Regions from separate parts of the Homo sapiens genome. Here region 1 is linked to region 2. A link is a loop called in an ENCODE intact Hi-C map of the cell type or tissue named here. Cell type or tissue: endothelial cell of umbilical vein. All regions are shown on one strand. Each heading gives the region's core, and the rest is flanking DNA. Links, peaks and the distances in the headings are about the cores only.

Region 1 (11,963 bases), core at 4,364-8,363, 220 kb after region 2:
TAGGTTGCTAGGTTAGGTTTATAAGTATTTTGTTCATAAAAGATATTAGCCTGTAGTTTTCTTTCTTCTACCTGGTAACACCCATTACTCACATTAATCGTAGCAGATTCCAGTCTGCTGTATCAAATCACCTTAAATCTGGTGGCTTTAAACAACAGAAATTTATTCTCTTGCAGTTGTGGAGGCAAGAAGTCAAAAATCAGTTTCACTCAACTGAAATAATTGTATTGACAGATTAACACTCCCTGTGGAGGCTGTAATGAGAGGGTCTGTTTCTTGACCTTTCTAGCTTCTGGTGGCTGTCAGCTTTCTTTAGCTTATGGCTGCATCACTTCAATTTCTGCCATTTTGATCACCTTTATATTGGGAAATTTCTATTATTCCATCTTCTACTTTATTGAATCTTTTCTTTCTCCCTTACATTCATTCTGTCATGGAACCCACCCACTGAGCCTTTTTGTTTCAGTTATTGTATTTTTGAGTTCTACATTTTCTATTGATTCTTCTTTACATCCATTTTTTTTTTGCTGAAGGTTTCTATTGCTTTCATTTGTTTCAAGCATGTTTAATAGCTTGTTGAAGACTTTTTATTAAGTCTACTTTACAGTATTTGTCAGATCATCTAGTATTTCTGTCACTTCAGTGTTGACATCTATTGATTATCTTTTTTGCATTCAGTTTGACATCTTCCCAGTTGTTGGAGCCACATTTTTTGCTGCGGTGTTTGGCTATATTAGGATGGTTATTATCTGAACATTTTGTCTTGCTAGGCTGTCCCTTTCTTGATCCTTTTCCTAGAGAGAGAAAGCTTTTGTTGGGGCTTTAGTCTGTGTCTGTTTAAGTTTTTATGTTTCCAGCTTCTTCACCTTTAGTTGTGGTATAAGGCAAGAAGAAAACCCAGGGAACTTACTACGATGTTATTCTTCAGGTCTCGAGGTTGCAAGTAGTCTTTTATCTTTGCTTTCCAGTCTTATATTTATTGTATAGGAATGTCCAGAGTTTTCAATTGTACCTAACTGGAAGAATAGGAAAAAGTACATCTACTGCATTTTGCCAGAAATGGAAGTTCTATATACCTATTTGAAACTCTAATTTATTTTTTAAACTCTTTATAATAGAAAATTTCAACCATATATATAAATAAAGAGAAGACAGCATAATGAACTCTATGCTTCAAAAATGATCAATATTCTGCCTTTTTTGTTTCTTTTTATCTCACAAGACACTAGTTGGGGGAGATTAGGATATTATAAATAAAATTTTATTCGACTCTAATTTGTTTTATAGGATAGTCTTTGATTCTTCATTAAATTATTACTTAAAACTGCTTTGTACAAAGATTCATGTATTTTCTTCCTGGAGATGTTTGTACATATTATTAATTGAAACTGATTATACACACATATAATATTCTGAGCTACCAGTATGCTGCCATATATGTTTATTAGACATGACAAGGTGAGACTTTTGGTGACTTTAAATAAATGTAGTTAATTAAGTGTTTAATTTTTCAAATGCAGAAATGAATATTTGTCATTGCTTAAATGACTCAGAACACTGGTTTGGGAAGACTCTCATATAGAATTGTGAGCTTGAATTTATGAATTATCTACCTTTCCCTCTGTGTTAGTCTTTAAAGATGAATGCAAATTTTAAAAATTTTCCTGACTAGCAAAATTCAAAGGCAACTATGATCTGTATTAAGTAGTAATTTTGGTGAGTTGCTAATTTATTGTATGATACATAATTTAGTTTTTAGAATCTGAAATGCAAAAGCTGATTCAACAAAAACCCAATACTCTAAAGAGTAGTAACCATAAAAATGTCTTTCTATGGCCACTGATGTCACTGAGGCTTGGTGTGGACTCAAAATCCTGCACTATTTCCTCTTCTTCAGAGGAGAACATACTCAGCAGTTCAGTCCAAAAATAAGTGAGAGAAAAAAAAATGCTACAGATAGTTTAATGACATACCCCTCAGGGTAAGTGTAGTTTTAGTCATGGTAAACAAAGGACAAATGGCAGCCCATCCAAATTGAGTCTGAAATTTCTTCAGGTATCTGAACAGTATTTATCCCAACAATAATGTGAGCTGTCTCTTTGTGTCAAGAGTTATAAAGCCAGCCTTTTAGAGGAGTTAACACACATTATGCCAGATCTCTGTCTTGAAACTTTTTGGTCTAAAAATACAAATGTGGGACAGTTGTATGTTTTAATGGAGGGCTAACATAACCTTTACTATTCCCTCTTTCTTGCTTATCCTTCCTTTAAAGTTATATATTTCAGATTCTTGATGCAGACTGCTTTTAGAAATCTATAGATTAAACTGCTAAAAATAATAGGTTTATAGAGTTCTGTTAGTATAAGGCTCTTGAAATAATTGGGGTTTTTCTCTATCCCCTTGTTATTCTGTATAATTTTTCTGTCACTTCATTAGTGACTTCTAGTTCTTGGATTTATTTATTTAAGTTAGTTATTCCTGCTTCTATTTTCTCATATCCTCTGTTTATGTTTGTATTCTATAGTTCTGGCTCATTGTATAAGAGAAGTTTGCTGCCTTAGTGAGATTTGTAAGTACTCTCGAATGTAGAGGCTGTGTTACTGTCCTTTTATTCCCAGCATGTAGCACATGGTACATAATGGGCTGTCAGTCACTTCTAGGTTAAAATTTTGAGATGGTGTTATTTGAATTGAAGGACAGATGGGACTTGCATGAATTTTGGCGTTCAATAATCCCTCCTCTTGCATCCTCAAACACAACAAAGCACACAAAATGCCCTAAAATAAAAATTGTTTTCAATTAATTTCTCACTAATAACTATAGCTCTCTCCCAGCTGGACTCCTGATTTGAAGATGATAGTAGCTATAAATGAACATTGAATTGAGTTAAACTAAGTGTCCTAGAATCTTACCCTACAGGATCAATGGCAAGGTCCTTCCAAGGTACATCTCTTTCTTTTTGCTATGATTTCTGCTCTTGCTATCTCCTTTCTTCTAAGCAGAGGCTCTATGGGTTCCTTATTCCCTCTCCCCTACCCTTTAATTATAGCATCCAGAGTATATCAGAGAGACAGTGTCTATATCTACTTAGGTAGTGACCAATCCATGCTATACTTAAGAGAAAGGACATTCTCTCTCTCTCTCTTTCTGTCTCTTCCTCTCCTTCTCTCTCTCTCCATCCCTCTTTATCTCTCTGAGACAGGGTCTCACTCTGTTGCCCAGGATGGATTGCTGTGGCATGATCATAATACACTGTAACCTTGAACTCCTGGGCTCAAGGGATCCTCTTGCCTTTGCCTCCTGAATAGCTAGGATTGCAGGTGCATGCCACCAAACCTGGCTAATTTTTGTTAAATTTTTCATAGAGACAGGGTCTCACTGTGTTGGCCAGGCTGGTCTCAAACTCCTGGTCTCAAGCAATACTACCACATTGGCCTCCCAAAATGCTGGGATTACAGGTGTGAGCAACTGCACCTGACCTAGGACATATTTTTCTTTAACCTCTGTAATTGGTGGCTAAAGCAAAATTGCATTTTATCCTTTCTATTCTCAATTTTCTATTGTGTCTCAAGTGGAACAAGCCCGCTATGCTTTTGTGGAACTTTAAAATTAAGCTTAAGGGAAAAAATCTAAAAGAAATAGTGTGTGAAAAATTATTCTTCTTCACTTTTAGGAGCCTCAGATGATTTGCTTGTTTCAATAGATTTTCTTTCCTTATTGTCCTATTCACAAGGGCTAAAAGAATCTTCTGTAGTATCCCAAATTGATTGAACCCTGTGTCACCAAAGAAGAGCTAGCTATATGCCATGGCAAACATTTGTTGAGTATCGACAGGTATCAGGCACATTGCTTGGTGGCACTGGGGAAACAAATATGTTTCATATTCATATCCTTAAAGACTCTCAGCATAGTCGGGAAAAAGGATGTTAAGAAATAAGTGCCAGAATGGTGAAAGAGGGTAAAGTAATATGAAACTACACATTATATAATAAGAGGGGCTATCGCTTCTCTCTGATGTAGATTGTAGGAGGTCAGGGCATGCTTCCTAGTGGACATCACATTAGAATTGAACAATGAAGAGCATAGGAGACAGTGATTCCACAGGAAGCACCCTGGAGGCCAAGAGACTGCAGTGGTTGTTGACATAGCCTGAAGGATCCATTGGGCATTTTCTCAGAGATTTTCCAGGTCTCCAGAACTGATGTCTCATACTCACTTTATATCTCTGAGGGTTGTTTTAGGGTCTCTAGACCAATCCACTATTGTAGTTTTAGTTGGAGACCCTCTTGTATTAATGATATTTCCCATTGAACTGTTCTCTCCACCTGGGATCATTCTGCTGTGACTATGCCATAAAAAAGGACATTAGAAAATATGATATGAAGCTCTCTTTTCTCCATCCTATGGTTCTGAACTGTTTTGAGCTGGTCTGGAAGAGCATGCAGGCAAAAAGACACCATGAGTAGAGTGATAGATATAATTCAAATTTGGCAATGATATGAGGGGATATATGTTCTTATATTGAAGAAGTGCCTTTGGGTCTTACAAAAAGGGACAATTAACAATAATATTTACTTAATCAAAATCTCTTTTTTTCCACTTAAGAAGCCCACCGAGCACAGTGCTTATACTATTCTTCAAGGACTAGTGTACACTAATAGCATATATTATTCTTCAAGGAATATTACTGAGTCACTAGCTTGGCTATTCTACTTTGGTAGTATGGAAGTTTTTGTTATTAAGTACATTTAAAAGGCTGTGAATTTTGGTATAAAAAGAATATAATTAAGTTTCTAGTTTTAAAAATGTCAGAAATCTGCCTTAGTCAAGCGATCAATGTTAACACTAGTTGTAACACATAGTGACAACATGAATCCCTTGAAATGATGTTCTGAACAGAACACAATATCTCTTCTGTGGTATTCTTGCCAAAACTCACAACTTAGAAAGTTTCTAGGTCATGAAAGATAAGGAAAGACTGGTGAACAATTATAGATTAGAAGAGCCTAAGGAAAAATAACAAAGAAACGCAGTGTGGTGTCCTGGATGGGACATTATAACAGAAAAAGGACATTAGTGGAAAAATTGGAGAAATTTGAATGAAGTCTATAGTTTAGTTGATATTATTGTACAAAAATCAGTGTCCTGGTTTTGATAACTATGTCTAAGTACAAAATGCTAACACTAGGGGAAACTGAGTTGGGGTATACGGAACTCTGTATTATTTTGGCAAGTTTTTTTGATTTCTAAAATTAGTCAAAACAAACATTTAAAAGATCTTCATACATATGTAAATGTCATATAAATATGCAACTGGAAATAAAAGCAGATTTATTATTCATGTATTTACATTGCCAGTGATTGTTAATGGTTATTTTAAGTTTAGAGGTGTTTGTATCAATATGGACACTATAAAGTTTTGAATAAGTTTTAAAAACAATGTTATTCATATTAACTCAAAGTTTTTGGCCAGGCGCGGTGGCTCACGCCTGTAATCCCAGCACTTTGGGAGGCCGAGGCGGGTGGATCATGAGGTCAGGAGATCGAGACCATCCTGGCTAACAAGGTGAAACCCCGTCTCTACTAAAAATACAAAAAAAATTAGCCGGGCGCGGTGGCGGGCGCCTGTAGTCCCAGCTACTCGGGAGGCTGAGGCAGGAGAATGGCGTGAACCCGGGAAGCGGAGCTTGCAGTGAGCCGAGATTGCGCCACTGCAGTCCGCAGTCCCGCCTGGGCGACAGAGCGAGACTCCGTCTCAAAAAAAAAAAAAAAAAAAAAAGTTTTTGGTTTTATTTGAGTGGTTTTTGGTTGGTGTTCCTTCTCTTTAAGCTGCACTTTCTGGATATTTTTCTAAGCATTAATAATGATACTTATAGTAGATTGTAGCAGAAATAGGATTAATTTTTTTGGTTTATGAAACACTAAGTACTTTTTGAGGATAAAATTGGCTGTCAGTCCTTGGAAATGCTGTACTGATAAATTTGCTTGCTTTTAAACATTTTTTTATTTCTGCCCCCTACCCATTCTCCACCTTTTTGGATTACAAACCACAATGTTCTTGCCTTCTCTATTGCCCTCTAGGGGTAGACTAGAGAACTTGTGCCGTTGTGAATTCCTGACTGCAGTTCAGGGGGAAGAAAATAACTTGGAAGTTTCTGAATTTAGTGGAGATAAATACGGATAGCTCAGAAATATATTTACCAAATATCACAGTCTCGATCTTTGTCTAGCATTGCCAGCATGTTGTTTAAAGACCTATTGTTTATTGTGGCATATGCAAATCCCATTAGCCTTGTGCCAAGTGGAAGACTTGGGGGCATAGTAGATGCTTTATTCACAAAGACAATGTCAACAGAAGCCTTCAGGATCAATCTCTCATCTGTGATCCTTCCTCCTTCATCATGCACACCCCCTTCCCTCAGATGCCTCAGGCTCTTTGTTCCCCTTCCTAATATTAAAACCCATTCTGTTAGCTCTTTTTCGGAAATAAATGTTTGTGAAGAATTAAAATGTTATTTCACCTATTTCTGCTTTTGGAAAAAAAATCCTACACATTTACTCCCTACTAAGAATATATTATTCTTCAATTTATTTGTTTATTCTTTCATCTCTCTACTATCCTTCGGAGTTCAGGTGTTAGTAGCACCATATTTGCATCGAATATTTTCATTTGCTAAATTAAAAAAATCTCAGAAGTATCTTTACCTTTTTTTGGTAACATTGCACTTTTATAGCATTACTGAGACTTTATTTTCTAGGAATATAAGGCTAAAATGAAATTTAAGTCATAATTCAATATGGTGAATATTTTAATTCTTGACAAAAATATAACTTTTCTGAGATATATTTATTTTATGAATGCACAAAAGAAATATATATATGAGTTAATGAAAGCTTCCAATTGACATTTTTAGACTGGAAGTTAACTGAGGCCAGCTAAACGTGTTAATTAGTTGACTGTCATTTTTAAATAGAGATTTACAATATGAGTTTGAACTTATTAATATTATGAATTTCATTGTTGTTTTCCTGTGAGCTGTATGAAACTCACCACAGTAGAGAGCTGGATGGTTTCAATATCTAATGACTGAACTTTTCACCTCAGGCCTTGGGTCACATTAGGCTTTGGTTTCAAGTGATTGACAGCCATTTCATAGTAACCTGAAATGAATTGGGGGTCAAAATCATCCAAATGATGGAGAGAAAATGCCCCCGTTAGAAAAAAATAAAGGCAGAAGTAAACTAACCAGTGTAGTTGAAACTAATTGGCCTCCTTATTGGCAAAGGATTGAACGGGCACAGGGACTGAATTAATCTCTTGAATTCGGTGGCAGATCCTTGCAGGTTGAAATTGTGAATTGGCAGGTTAGCATAAGGGGTGGCTGTATCCCCCTAGCATGTGATACTTCTGTTCTGTGAATTTCCATTTTGTGGAGCTGTCAATCTGAGGCTTTTGTGAGCATTAAACTTTCTTTAGAAACAACACCACTAAAAAAAGAATGACCCCACCTCCTAAACTACCACATAAATCAGCTTGATTAGTAATCTCTATTAAGAGACATTGAGTTTTGAATTGGCTGGGGTATTGTAGGTCCAGAATGAAGGACTTGGCAGGCCCAAATAGGGAAGTTTGAACATCTGCCCTACTCCGTCCTAGCACTTCTGCAAGTTTTAAGCCTATTCACAAATGGCCTAAATTATAAAAGTGCAAACTGTAGTTCTCCACAAGCAGTTTTTCAAATAACATTAAGGGGTGAATATATAATATTAGTATTTATTGAAGGTGTAGAAATTCCATAAAATATTTTATATTAAGGAGAAAGGTAACAGTAACAGACCTTTATATTTGAGCCCATTAATACCAGCTTTCTTTTAGCATTCTTCTTTTCTGTAACAAGTGAAGTTTGATCTTGAATTTTTATTCAAAGCTCTGTAAACCAAAGCCACAGATGGGGTATTGCTGTGTCATTTCCATGGCCTTATACAGATTACAGAATGTATGCAGCTGTCCCATACTCCCTTAATAGACCTTCAGCTTTTCAATACATCTTCCACTGATGGCATTTCTGTGGATAAACATCATTTCAGAATGAAATGTGCCAGATGTCCTGCAGTGCACTTAGGTACAACAAGGCACTTTTTAAAAAAGTCGCGCCTGTATTATTTACTCATTTAGAGAATGTGACTTCTGGAATATACATTGGAAATCCAAAATTTGCTGAATGAGAGAGGAAATATTATAAATAGTTTTTAACTCATATGTACCTTAAAATTCCCTTAAATACATTTTTTCTGGACCATAAAGAAATCAATGTTTTATATCCAGGTTTCTCATAATTTTTTCCTCTAGGAGGCATAACTCAATCAAAATCTCTGGTTACTACTGAATAGAAATAGTCCTTTTTATTGAGGTTAAAAATTGCTAGATCAGGGATTTGGAATATATATGTATGTCTATATATACACACATATATATAATGTTTCCTTTAGTATAGCTAATTTTATGAAGCATTCCTTTCAACATTCTTGAGTTTTATATTCCTGCCACAAGAAAATATTATTTTCAAGTTCTGTATTTTGTTATTGTTGTTGTTAAGAGACTGGAATAGGTGATCCAAATGAAAGTAAAACACCAGTGAGAAATGGCAATTCAGGATCATTCCAATATCAGCATTTGATTCTCTCATATCAGATGCAACTATACCACATGCTCAATTGAGTGCTTGACTGACTATTGACTTATGTCATTTAACATTTTTTTACATACATACCACTCTTCAAAGCCTGCAAATCATTGACTGCAAGGACCATATCTTCTGCCACTTAATATGCCTCGTTGCTGAACACAATGTGAGATTTTAGTCAGTGGCTGTTGAGTTGATGACTACGTTTATGGTAAACTAGAACAAGGAGATGTGTATTAAATTTTTCTATGAGGAAATCCATTTTCACTTATAAGTGCTTATAGATTATACCAAAGATATAGACTTCACTTAATTGCGATATCGCAAACTGTGGTAGCTTTAGTGTTCTTCAGCATGTTTTTTATGCATTTTTCATTTTTTAAAGAGTGAGATTTGTAGAGGCAGTCCACTAATAGCTGATAAAACTGAGGTACAGACCTTTAGATGGTCCACAACTAAAGGAGATGGTGCTAGGCTGTATTTTGAAGCTTCTGAGAATCCCTAGGAATTATTTAAAAGAGACACGTCCTTCAATATTGCATAAACTAATTATCTATGAACTGTTTATCCTAAGCAAAATAATAATAATAATAATAATAAATCATAATGAGAAAATGTTACTCCAGGAACGTTGACAATTATTTAAAATCTCACTATGTATTTAATTCAAAAAGTGTGATTCTTGAGGCTGTATACTTTTCTATGTGTGCACTCCCTAAGAAAACTAGCTGAAACTTTTAATGATTTATCAAATCACTTGATAATTTTATATATTGTCAATTTACCTCCTCTTCCTAACAGCAATGTTCCTCTTAACACAAAATATACTGCATTTAGAAAACTGAAACATATTTATCATTTGTCTTGCCATCAAGGTTTTTAGAAAATATCTGCGCTGTAGTTCTGTCTCTGACAGCTGTGTGGTTAATTTTTCGATCCCTGGTATGTAGCTGTCTCTTTCGGTGCTGCTGCGTTTGCAGCCATGCTGTCAACATCCACCAGAGAGCAGAGCAGCTCCAACCCCCACATCTTTCATGCTAGAAATAGATGGAGACAGTAACACAGTCAGATCCTTGGCCAAACAACGCGGATTGCAGTTCATTTCAAAGGTCAGCACATATTTAAGCTTGCTTCATTACTGCCACCTTTATGCCTGAGATTTTCATTTAAAAAAAAAATCAGTTTACCCAGGTTCCTTTAGAGACAGAAAAATGAAAGTGCTGAGTCCTATTTTCATTTGGAGATATCAAGCTTTTTATCAAATTATAGTGGTGGCGTTTCAGAATATTTCATATCTGATCAAGAGGGAAATCCAAAAATAATTTTCTCTTTATTCAGGAGTCTTTCAGGCAGGAAAACTGTTTTATTTTTTACTTAATATTGTGCTCAAGCCAATCATTTTAAATTCATAGAGAAAGCAGACATTTAAAAACAATTTATAATAAAAATATTTTGGAGTTTAATATTTTTATTTATATTTTCTAATGAAAACACCACAATTTGTACTCTTTCGACATGTTTTAACTTATCAACTAGTAAAATAAATATACACACTTTCCTTTCTTATATTAAGGATGGTGAACAAGTGGATAATTATAAAACACTTTCTAGTTAAAAAGAAATAGTTTGCCTTTTAAGAAAAAAGCAAGGATGGTTTATTTTGTTTTAAATCAAATCTGTCCTTTTCCTATTTACCATAAGGATCTAATATACATAGGAAGAATATGATACAGTATACATTAGGAATATTAATATGGCCTGTGTATATTAAGGATTCTCAATGGTTTATGTCACAGATATCTTTAAAACTAATACTTTATTTTTAATTAAAATAATTAATTTTGAGACGAAGCTTTACATCTTCTTTGCAAAAACAGAGTTCTAGGAAATGAAAGAAAATCATTCTGAGATAGGATGTACAAGCCACTGAGAAAATACATTTTCAAAATAGTGTTTTAATAAAGGTTTTTGATACCAAAATGTGAAAAAAATTGTATAAGTGGTTTCGTTAATCATTGGAAATTAAACTGCCTATAATTTTTTTAATGACTAACAACATAAGTAGTAAAAAATTTTTCAAACTTGATGTCATGATCATTTTAGATCATTGAAATTTATATTTTTCTTGTAACACATTGTGGGAACATAATTATGGACATACCTTAGAAAGAGTTTAAAAGGAATGCCTGGAGGCTAAAGGCTTCCTAAAAGAAATACTCACATACTCAGGTTATATAGCTGAATATATATATTATATATATATATAATATATATATATATACGTATATATTTTAGTGATAATTTTAACTAGGTTATTTTAATTTTGGCATTCATGTATTTCTGAAATGAATATTTAAAATACACTATAACTGAAAGAGGAAAAAACATATCTATATTTAAAGTATAATAATTTTAGATTTATAAATAGATTTTATAAAAGTTTTTTGAATACTTCATTAATACTTTATCTATAACTTACTTTAAAATAATTAAGAAATGTATATGGCTGAAAGTCCAGTCATCAGTTGTATTTAGACTTGGACTACTTCACTCAATTCTATAGGCTGGTTGGAATTTGAAAACAAATTCTCATTTGTTTTCAGGAATAATGATCTATAAAAAGTATGTGAATGAGATCCAGAAAATATGATAGTAGGACATTAGGATAAAAGTAAGAAATGTGAAAGGTGAGAAAACTGGGAAAAAATAGGACCTCAAGTCCCTTGGACCATCCAAGTGCATCTTTTAACCTGAAAGATAACATGAACCCTTTTTCTTGTCCCTCAGATTCTAAAGTACATGGTGCTGATTTTACTTGTTATAAATTCTAACGTGACTTATATATAGGTTCATTTACTTCTTTCTTAGATGCAATTTAAAACAACAACTCAGCATTATGAAATAAAACCAGGTAACAAACTTGCATAAGTGCTCCCTGAATCTAAAGTAAAAGTTGAAAAAATTAAAACCAGCAATAAAAGAAAAGCAAACTTCTATTAGAAAATTATATTCCTATTTTAAAGGAAGTAAAAAGATATTTATTGCCAATTATTTGCCCAACAGCACATTATCTCATTTAACCTTCATTATCACACTGGGAGCTGGGTGGTGCTAGGCCCATTTTACAGAGAAGAGACTTAAAATTTTAAGAATTTAGTGATTACCTCTATTACCTAGCCAAGGCTTGGTCCCAGATCGTCTGACTTCACGTCCTATTTTTCTCTTTTGCTAAGTTAAAATTCTGGACAAAGACAAAAATCCTTTCCTTAAAGGTTAACT
Region 2 (11,963 bases), core at 4,140-8,139:
AAGAGGCTCTCCCTACCCCTCCTCCTTCCTTATCACAGGTATAAATCCTACTTCTTGAATACCCAGTTCAAAGGCCATCTATTTCAAAATATCTTTCCTAATCCTTTCTTTCCACCCTTTTTCTTCCTTCTCCTACTGATGAATCCCCCAAATATCTTCAAGTGTTCATTACTCATTAATTTTCACTTTACACTAGTTATACACATGTACGGTTTACTAAAAAATAATTTCCCCAAGAACAGAATCTAATCCTTATTTTTGCACACAAACCAAAAAGCATTTTGCACTAATAGCACTCAAAAGCGTTACTGAATTACTACAGTATCCCACTACTACTTTTTAATATTCTGTGTGCTATCATATACTCCAACTAGAGAATATCTTGTGCTTTTCTCATATCCTATCTAGTACCGGTAAGAGAGTAAGTCCATACAAAGCACCCAAGAAATACTTGCCTGGGTACTCTTCTACCTTCACTGACCTCAAGCTATCTACAATTACAACCAATTTATTAGTAATTTTCTCTTCAAATCTCTCCTCAACCCAAAGCAAAAGATAATGAGAACTCAAACTGCTTAAGGTCTCTGACATACAAAAGGCCCTAAGCAAATATGCTGTTTAGTAATCAACTATGACATAGTTATTATGTCTCTATCGAAAAAGATTTCTTGAATAACACAGCTATCTCAGTATTTTTTGACTAAATTATTTAACTAATACATATCTAAAAATCACTCAAAGTAAATATTTGATAATATTTGTAGCACTATAAATTGATGCTTAAGAAAAGTCTTTCCTATGTCATTCTTTTTTTGTAATTTTATTTTATGCATGCTACATAAAGTGAGAAAAAGCAGCTCTATATAAGCAGAAAACTAAATAATGGTAATTTAGTAAAATTTAATTTAATCGTGCTGGCAGTGTAAATCACATTTCCATTTCCTATATCAACTTTAAAGAGAAAAGCAAATTTGCTTAAAAATGTTAAAATATTCAATATATAATTGATATAATTAGAAACACTAAAGTAATCTAATCCAATCCTTTATCCTTCAGATGAAAGAAATAAAATATGGGGACCTGCCTGAGGTCCCAGAGTTAGAGCTGAATTAGGTACAAAAGGCTCTTTCCATCACTTCATATCCAACCTTTTGCTTTTTCCTAAAAATCTTATATATCCTTAAACCAGTAGTTCTTGCTCCTAAAATAAATGTAGATACTGTATTAATGAATAACCAAGGAGATATAAAAAGTGCTTAATATGCAAGATAATAAGTGAACAGAATCAGGTATCAATTTTAACCTATCCCCTTCACTTTGAATCTTTGTATTAAACATAAAGAAAAGAACTAAAGCAGACAACAGGGTGAAGAAAGGATTCTCTAACTTCAGGGTTTCCAAAATAAATGCCATAAAAAACAGTAAGAGAAAAGATTCATTTATGTATATGAAATTTAATCTGACTCATTCTCCCACAATCATTATTCCAATGAGAATAAATACATCTGTCCAACATGTAAACAAGTTCATATATTTAAGTTATTCAAGTTCCTGGTGCCCACTAGTACATTCTAAATGACAAATTCAGAACAGCATACCAAAAGACAAGACATGACTGTATTAGTCTATATAGAAATCATGGAAAGATTGAACTGTGTTGTATTAGTCCATATAGAAATCATGGAAAGACTGAACTGTGTTGAATCTCTAAATTAGGCAAAATACACTTGCCTTCTGGGAAACAAGGGATATTTTGGTTACACGTTCTCACAAAACTTCTACTGTAATATAATTCTGAAATAGCTGGACCATTAATTCAACCTAATATATGTAATTTCTTATATTCCAGAGGCCACTTACCATCTTCCATGAGTAGTCTGCAGAATGTAAGAGATTCCATATTTTGTATCAAATTAATGGTCCAACCATTTCAGAATTTAAAAAGGAATGACCATGGAGACATAAAAACTTGGTGGCATTAAATGGCATGATAGTATAAATGCTTTCTACTATACTATAAGCTCTACAAGTGCAGGAACATTTTCATGTACACAAGAGTACTTACTAGCACAGTTCTGGGACACAGAAGCATTCAAAAAACATTTGCTGAATTACATTGGAATTCCTCTTAGGAAACCACAATTAAAAAACTGTTAGCTGTTTACTTTTGTGTGTGTGTATATAATTTTTTAAGATTATGACATTTATATATAAAAATCCCTTAAAACTTTTACACATCCAAAAAAATACATAAAATGCAAATTTCAAGTGGGGCCAATATATTTGCAACATACGTAATGTATAGAAGATTGATGTATTTAATACAATTTTGTGGCAAATTAATATTAAAAGAAAAAATAGATTACTTAATAAGAGGGTATCAGAACAATCCACATTCTGTGTTATAGGCTTTTCAAAGCAAACATATCAAAAGATTTCTTCTTCTTGACTTAATCTTTCATTTCCCTAATGTAAAATCTTCATCTTCTAGTAGTATACCTCAAAAGTGTAATGCATTAGAAAAAAAGGAAGTTGCACAGCTCTATGTAGCATCCGTGTTGTTAGCATGTACATAAACTTTTTAAAATGCACAAAGCAATACTACATTGGTTTTAGAATCTATTTTTTCATATTAAAATATTCTTCTGACATCTATTTTTCTTCTATTCCCATTCTCTGACACCTAATGTCAGAAGTAGAAAAGTAGATGTCAGAAGAAAGAAATGCGGCAAAGTGTATCAATAACACAGTGCTATAATAACAATTCACTCAAGACCTTAAATATGTGTACAAGTAGCAAAGTTAATTATTTTTATTATTAATGGAATGTGTGAAAGATGTCAGGAAAAACTTTAAAAACTTTTGAACTGCTATCTAAATAAACACAAACTTCTAAAGACTTAAAATTCCTCCCTTCTAATATTTGCCACCTATCATCTATATGACATAGTGTAGCTGACTTACTGCCACATAATCTAATCACATGCTTTATTTTATGTAGGGCAATCTCAGAGAAAATTCTGTAAGTGACATGGAAGTTTTAAGAAAAGTCTCCAACATCTGTCTATTATTCTATCCATCACAGTGTATTTCATTTATTTGTTTATATGTCTACCTCACTACACTGTGGGGCACTTAAGAGCAGCATTCTGATTTTATGCATCTCTACTTTCTCCAATACCAGCACAAAGTCTGTCATGGCAGGTACTTGATGGGCACTCAATAAGTGTACTGGCTGGAAAATACAGACATTTCTGTTTCATGCATAAGCACAAAATTAATACAGCAGAATTTTCTCCAAAGACATAAGAAAAATAAAAGGGGACAGAGATGTGACCAAGAAAGCAATTTATGTACTTAAAGCATAAATAGTATTCTTTTCATGGAATACCTATCATTGTACTGATTCAGAATGGAGCCCTAAAAAATCTTAATTTAGAATGGAAAACTCTGTCTAATAAACCATTCTCTCACTTTACTTCTCTGAAACCAACACACAGTAATGATTATAAAAGCAATCACCGCTAGGTACTCTGTTAGACATGACATATATTACCTTTTTTATTCTCCAAATCAGCTCTTCAATACGTATCATTATACACATTTTACAGGTCAGAAAGACTGAGGTTCAAAGAAGTGACAAGACTTGTTGAAGACTACAGTGAAAGAGCAGAGTCAGGATTCAAATTCACATTTGTAACATTTTGAAAAATACAGTAATTTTTTTTTACTATAAGCAAAAGACTATTCTATGTATGATTCACACATACGAAATGACTGAAGTGAAAATTTGCTCGAATGGTTTTGACAATGGATATATTAATGACCCACAAAATTGAAATACAGTGAATATCCCAGTTAGATAAGCTAAGCAAATCAAATTTTTAAGCAACTAGGATCTTGGAAACAAGAGCCAAGCCAACTAAAAACTATGTACAGTTCCTAAACATTCACTGGGTTAAATGTCGTTTGATTTATATACATGAAGTTTGAGATATTACACAGTTTTAAACAGTGCATGAGCACATTGTGTGTGTGTGTGCGTGTGTGTGTGTCTGTAGACAGAGTAACATGTCTTTGATATTTTTTTCTGTGAAGAAAATGAGGTTGCAGCCAGGCATGGTGGCTCACGCCTGTAATCCCAGCACTTTGGGAGGCCAAGGTGGGCAGATCATCTGAGGTCGGGAGTTCAAGACCAGCCTGACCAACATGGAAAAACCCCATCTCTACTAAAAATACAAAATTAGCCAGGCATGATGGCGCATGCCTGTGGTCCCAGCTACTCAGGAGGCTGAGGCAGGAGAATCACTTGAACACAGGAGGTGGAGGCTGTGGTGAGCCAAGATCACGCCATTGTACTCCAGCCTGGGCAACAAGAGCAAAACTCCACCTCAAAAAAAAAGAAAGAGGTTGTAGAAATTTCCATAGTATAATCCCACTTTTGTCCCCCCACCCTTCAAAATAAAACAGGTGGTAAAGGAGGCAGTGTAGATAAAAGGAGAAGCAATAGCAGCTGGGAAAAATATTCTCCAAAGTGTTCATAGTGGCTCCCTTTGCAGACGAAGGGTAGGGTTTAGGAAAAGAATGAGTTTCATCTTCTACTACATATAATTCTGTATTATTTACATTCTTTGCAAGATACATAAATTTGATAATATAAAAATGTAAAAGAGAGGCATTAAAAACTCTCTAGAGCCTTCAACTGCTTCAGAAATTACACTGAAAATGTTATTTGATATTTGATATTAATAGTAAGAAAAAAGGCTTAGAGAAATAGTGGGGTACCTATACTAACAAGCATAGAAAAAATACTAATACTGGAAAATAAAAGTTAATTTATTAATCCTTTTACCTATCATTTCACCACAGGCTCTAGAAGCCTCCTATCTGTTTTTCCATCTACAGAACTACAGCTTTGTTTTAAAAATCTGGAAAAAGTTAAAAAAAAATTTTCTAGTCTAAGGTTTTTCAACTAGTTAAAAATTTGCATCTGTTGGATATATGTAATTGGATCTTGAACATACGCTATGGCTCCCATTCATTTTTAAGAATTACATCTAAGGTTCTATTTTTTAAATCAAATCATTAAAAAAAATACCTTCTACACATAATCAAACAAGTCTATGAAGATCAAAGCCTCATTTACACTGCTGTGAATGGTACCCTTGAGGTTATGCAGCACACAATTTGTACAATACCCAAGAGCCCTGCCAAGACACACAGGAGCACATTCCCCACAGCCTTGTATCTAATGGTGAAAAATTCAAAATAGCAGAAGTTTTCACAAATAAGAAATAGTTAATCCACACCATGGAATATTATGGTATATCTACACAATGAACACCAATAATAATGTAGATGTCATCAATATGGAAAGTTGTTGATGATATAGTAAGCGAAGAAGCCAGCCCACTAAACAGCATTTAATCTTATTTTTGGTTTTAAAAAAGTATATGAATAGTAATGTGTAGAAGAATACAACAAAATATCAATAGTAGTTCTCTCAGCATGGTGAGTTAAATAACTTTTTAAAAAATCCATCTACATTTTCTAAGTTTAACACCAGAAATATATATAATAGCAGCCTAATATTGATTTCTTAAAAAATTACAGCTGTAGGAGTAAAATGAAACAAAGAGATCTTATATCATAAGATTTTACTATTTTTTTTGTTTTTTTTTTTTTTTCAAATCATTTGACTTATAGGAGAAACATTTTTCTTCCATCCCACCTCCTCCTTAAGAGAGAGATTTATGCAGCATAAGCCACATAATCGGGGCATTTTTTACTTTATATTTTTATCAGCTGCCTTTCAAACTGTGCTAACACTGTGGTTTCTGGATTTTAAAGATTAGTTGTTTGCACAGTCCTGTTACTGATGATGAAAAAAATACGTAATTAAGAGATCAACCAACCCAGTTGAGGCCCCCTGAAAGAATACTATTCCAGGAAGGGTGTACAAGGTTTCTTGCCCTGGGAGTTTCACTTCATAAATGGATTAATCCTTGGTTCACTAGAAAATTCTAGAACAATCAACTTCCCAATTTCTGATTTTTTTCACAATTAATCATGTTTTAAATATATATATATATATATATATATTTTTTTTTTGCATTGTTTCACTAGCGGCTGTTCACCACCAAAGAGCTCAAGATTCCTTGAAACCAACAAGGAGGATTTTTTCTTTATAATATTTTACTAGTTTCCAGGAAAACTGCCAGTAGGAGGCAGCAATGACTGGCTGTGGCAACAGCAGCGGCTCTGCTCTGCACAGTAGTTAGCTGCTGACTTCATTCTTCTGTCATTATATAAGCAAGATGACACTGTTCTCTAATCCAGCCAAAGCTGATAAGTACCATCAACCTGTCACTTCCTACATTTCAAATTCTAACATCACAGCATCAAAGAGTTTTTACATTTCGATTTCTTTTGCTGGCAGCAGCCGGTAGCCTCTCATTCTCCCACAGTGTTCTAATGCTGCATTTGCACACCGGGGTTACTCCCAGACTGAATAGCAGGTCATCCCCTGCTCACTGAGCTCATCTGTGGCCCATGTGCTAGGCAATTTAGATCCAATCAGCCCTTATTTAGCTCAAGAGTAATGAGCAGCATAGTGACACAGACTTAAGCCTGACCCTCAGGACACTGCTCATCAAGCAGTAAAACTGTGACAAAATCATTCATCTTCCACCCGCTGGCAAGAAATAATACTCGCACTCACTGTATTACTTTTCAAGATAAAAAAAAAAGTCCTGAATTTTCATGATGTGAGACATTAATTTGCAGAAAGCTGAATTCCCTTAAACCCCCCTGTTGCTATGAGCTCACCAGGGGGAAATAGGCCTTAGGAGACTGAAATGGAATAAAGAAAATTGCTCCAGCTTTCTTTTCATTTTAAATAAGCCTTAAATCTGACAAGAGATACCCTAAAGAGAGAAAAATATATATCTTGTAAGGTAAAGAAGAAACAATTGAAATTAAGAGTTTCAAATGCTAGTTTCACTCCTTGTTTGTCCTCAATTTCTTTAAAATATAAATAAAATTTCAAACAGCAGTTACTCACCTTTTTCCACAAGGCGGATGAAGAAAGCTAAGAACTGCTTCCCATAAACAATATGGTGGCAACAGTAAATTCATATCATTAAACATGTACTCTGATGTTTTCTACAAAACACATCTTAAAGAAAATAGCTTTAGGGTAACAGTAAGATGGTGAGAATAGCTAGAAGTATTTTAAAACTATAATGAATCTATTTTCTCCACAATTTATAGTGCCTTCTGAGGTTTTATTAATCCAAAAGTAATTAATTACAGGAATAATTAAGATTGGTTTCCTTCCCTCACTGTCATATTACATCATTAAAAAAAAAAGTCTGGTAGCTTATTCTAGTGCATTTATTGAATGTAAATGCTGAAATTTTACTTGCTTCCCAAGTACTTCCCTTTTATAACCAAAAGCCACAATGCCAGTTTATCATACTGAGTTTTTTTAAACTAGGTCAATGTACCAAAGTCACAATTTTAGGTGTTTTTAACCTATTCCATAGTCAGAGAAGAGTTAACTTTAACCAATCTGTCACGAATGGGATTTACCAGTCTTCAATATACTTACTATGACAGCCTGTCTTTGGTTTAAGAAACAGCACCGTGTGGTGCCATGAAAGAGCACAGTAGTGATGTCTTCCTACAAACTCATTGCTGAATTTCATCTAAAGCTTCAAAGATCTGGGTGGTCTAAACACCTATAGTGAACCACAGGGTTCAGACTAGGAATCACAGTGACATAAATAAGATTGGGAAAAGTAGCTTTTGCCTCATCCCATCATCTTTTGATTTATTGCCATTTGCTAAAGAGAAATATTCCAGTGGCTGGTAAAGAAAAATAATCATGGCACTTCTATTCCCTAAACAACTGAATTGATCCACTTTCAAAGGAATGAAATGCTTTCTTTACAGAGTATATTTATTTTTTCCTTCTCCTTTTATCCAATGTTCTTCACTCTAGTTTCTGTTTTACAGTGTTCTTTCTCCACCCTTATGTTTTCTCTTTTTCCTCTGTAATTATGAGAAGACAATTTTCTGGGTTTCATCCTAGAAAAATCATATTACTGGTAACTTCAAATTTTGGTAATAACTATAAATCAGAAATCATAAAGCTCTATTCTATTCTATGCTTCTTGAAAGTAGGAGTAATCTTGTAAAAAATCTAATATATTTTTATTTTTAATTCATTATTTATTTATTTTTTTGAGGCGGAGTTTCACTCTTGTTGCTCAGGCTGGAGTGCAATGGCGCATTCTCGGCTCACTGAAGTCTCCACCTCCCAGGTTCAAGCGATTCTCCTGCCTCAGCCTCCTCAGCCCTTGAGTAGCTGGGATTACAGGTGCCCACCACCACGCCCAGCTAATTTTTTGTATTTTTAGTAGAGGTGGGGTTTCGCCGTGTCGGCCAGGCTGGTCTCAAACTCCTGACCTCAGGTGATCTGCCTGCCTCAGACTCCCAAAGTGCTAGGATTACAGGTGTGAGCCACTGCACCCAGCCAAATAAAATCTAATTATAAAGCTTCATTCACCTCCCACGTTAATTATATAATTATTAGGAACTGGGGTTAAATATCAGCTCTGACCTAGATTACAACTACAGATTATAATCAGGGGCATAGCAAATAAAAAACCAGAAGACTAACAAGGGTGAGGAACGTTTGTGAAAGCTTTGATATCTTTTCTTTGTAGCTAGTATTTTGAATTTCTCACAGATGGACCCTGCTGTGATTCTATTTTCTTATGTTGTGCTGGAGTCACTCAATAGGCCCTTTCATTACAGAATCTTCGGTTCTGAGAAATTTTCTTAAATTGTTTTATTGATTATTTCCTTCATTCCATTTTCTAAGTTCCCTCTTCCAAATGCCTTCCTTCCACTCTAATCCCAATACAGACAATCTGCACTTGTAGATTCAAAGTGTTCCTGCAGACCCAGCCTTGAGAGACTGGTTCCGAAATGTCTCAAAAGGAAGGTAAAGGCTCAAAGGACCCACTTGCTGCACCTGTTTCCATAGTTCAGTGGAAAAAATTCAATGATAACTAGTGAATTAGAAAGATAAAATAATAATAGTCATCCAGAAAATACTAAGGAAAACACACTGAATTTTTCAATAACACCGAAAACCTTTCAACTGGGAAGAACAAACCTCCTATCATCCTCTAGAGGTCCCTTCTACCCATGGGTACTTAGAAGACAATAAACACAGAGATGAAATTCAGATTATGCATTAAATCCATATCCTGACTGCATGGATACTGTTGTCTGCTTGCATATGGACACTGGCAAGAATTGTTGGATAAGCATATAAAATTTCAGGACAAGTATAAACCATTAGCAAGTAGTATGAAATGGTGAAAAAGTGATGGTTTAAATAAATACAAGTTTCTTTGTCCTTCCTCTCTACCATCTTAGTCTTTCATGTAAAAAATACATGAGTGCATACTACATATGCTTCATGTGACTGGTTCACTGATATATCCTAAGTGCCTACTATCATAGTAGGCATTCAAAAATACTAGTTAAATTTGTTGAATAAATTGTTTTTCATGAATATGTCTCCCCTTTAGAAAATAATTACAACACAAGGTAAAAAACAATAAAGGACATTAGAGATTTAGTAACTATTCAGGAAATTCAACAGGAATAGAGATTATTCAAGACTGGTGTATTAGTCGGTTCTCACACTGCCATAAACACCCTAGACTGGGTAATTTATAAAGAAAAGAGGTTTAATTGACTCATAGTTCCCCATGGCCAGAGAGGCCTCAGGGAACCCAAAATCATGGAGGAAGGTGAAGGGGAAGCAAGGACCCCTGAATTGAATTTTTTATTTTATATTCACTAATTTAAACTGTCACACATAGCTAGTGCTACCCTACTGGACAGCAGAAATCTTCACATGACAGCAGGAGGAAGAGCTGCTAGCAGGGAAAATGCCAGATGCTTATAAAACCATCAGATCTCGTGAGAACTCACTCAATACTACAAGAACAGCATGTGGGAACCACCCCCATGATCCAATCACCTCTGTCCATTGACACATGGAGGATTATAGGTCTCTCCCTCGACACGTGGGGATTACAATTTGAGATAAGATTTGAGTGGGGACACAGAGCCAAACCATATCAACTGGTAACACACGGATAAGCATACATTTCTCTTGAAATGTACAAGCATGCATTTCAAGAGAAGCTTGACATGAAGCTTCTTGACATGAATATTATTCACAAAAAAATGAAGAAAAGATAAATGAAGAAAACCAACATGTATTGAATGTACTGAAAGCTTATTATGATTCATGTTCTGGACAGGTGCAGCATCAAAGTCAGTGCTATCCCTTGGCAAGTCTTTCTGCTGCTATCCACTACATTATCCACTAACTAAATATAGCTATTGAGGACTTAATATATAGCTGGTGTTACAGAACAGTTGAATTTTTTATTTTATATTCACTAATTTAAACTGTCACACATAGCTAGTGCTACCCTACTGGACAGCAGAAATCTAAGCAGATGTTCATGGAAATCCTATGAGGTGGATATTATTTTACAAAGATGCAGCTGAAACTTAGAAAAGATTAAGTAACTTCCTAAGATTGCACTGTTGGTAAATGAAAGAGGGTGATCTGAACTCAGGTTTACTGACCTTAAAGCTCCTGCTTTTTAATACAATGTTTTGACAGCAGCAACTATCAGGCACTACTAGAGGTTCCTTAAGAAGCAAAGGCAAAAAGCAAAACTTGCTGTGTGCATAAGTCTCCTGCCTGGAATACTGGCTCCTCCCATATATGATGCTCTTTAATTCCATCTCTACCTCTCATCAACATACTACTAACTTCTGAAAACACTTTCCATTCTCCTCAAATACCTCTAGTTTTTTCTTTTTCTATACTCTGCCATCTCACCCCTATGTCTACTATTACCAACACTGACCACTTCTGACTCTTGATTTTGACAATTACTTCCATTCCCCCAACTTAACCTTTTTCTAAGCAGTGACTCTCACATGACATGCTTATTCAGTCCTCAGCTTCAGCTCTGCTATACTGGTCATGTTCTGGCCTGAACCCTCAATTGGTTTTGACAAGAGGTCAAACTTGTCAACTTTGACCCTCAACTTCGTTGGACAAGAAGATATAAATAAAGGTAGAAAGACTTGGGGATTTCTTGAGAACTAGTAGCTCCATCTGACTAAAGGAGAATCACAAGAAAAAGTTACAGATTAAGGTAAAAGAAGACTGTGGATGGCTTTAAAGACCATGATAAGAAATGTGAAATTTTCTACTGTGTCTATTAGAGTGTCACTAAAAGTTTCTTTTTAATGTAATGAAATGTTCTAAAATAGTGGTGATGGGTACAAAACAACTATGAATATACTAAAAACCAATAAATTGTATGGTGTGTGAATTATATCTGAATAAAGCTAGCAAACTCTATGATATGTGAATTATATGTCAATAAAGCCATTAAAAAAGATAATCTGAGGAAGGAAGGCATTGGAGGCAGGGTGATTAGGCAAGTAGTATTAATGTTTTAAAAACAGAGGTAATGACATCTGTGAGAATAAAAGAAAGAAGATAAAAGGAATTCACCAAAGAAGACACACGCTCCCCACCTTACCAAAAGAATCAGCTGATTATAAAAAGAAAGGGTATACATATATGTCACATTTGTACCTTTAAAAATTACTTTTTCTACAGCAGCACTCAGTAACATAGCATTACAATTTCCAATGGGTCCACTGCAGTGAGGCAATGTTGTTTCCTACAATTCTTTGTTTTTAAAGAAAACGATTCATTACACACTAAAACAACAACAACAACAACAAAACTTGCTCAATGGTCACTATGCTAGAAGTATTATATTAAGAATGGGTAAAAAAACCATCCAAGATAAGACCCCTGACACACACACACACACACA

The links. A loop is a pair of places that touch in the nucleus more often than their neighbours do. Peaks named below come from ENCODE experiments on the same cell type or tissue, not always from the same donor. Only the 100,000 strongest peaks of a DNase experiment are listed, where the experiment ranks them.
Region 1: a loop joins it to region 2, with 9 times the contacts of the local background. A loop is called at or near these places in 1 of 110 quality-filtered maps.

Annotation. Positions count from the first base shown.
Region 1 is chr6:97,431,094-97,443,056 of GRCh38, forward strand. All of the region lies in intron 1 of LOC101927314 (a long non-coding RNA gene), which reads left to right. Among named protein-coding and RNA genes, the nearest start is that of MMS22L, 150 kb to the left of the region's middle. In endothelial cell of umbilical vein, for the core only: a CTCF peak has its summit at 6,073 (motif pointing left); no DNase peak of the experiment used is centred there; H3K27me3 peaks cover 151 bases.
Region 2 is chr6:97,209,014-97,220,976 of GRCh38, forward strand. All of the region lies in intron 14 of MMS22L (MMS22 like, DNA repair protein), which reads right to left. Among named protein-coding and RNA genes, the nearest start is that of MMS22L, 68 kb to the right of the region's middle. In endothelial cell of umbilical vein, for the core only: a CTCF peak has its summit at 6,243 (motif pointing right); a DNase peak (open chromatin) is centred at 6,238; H3K27ac peaks cover 323 bases.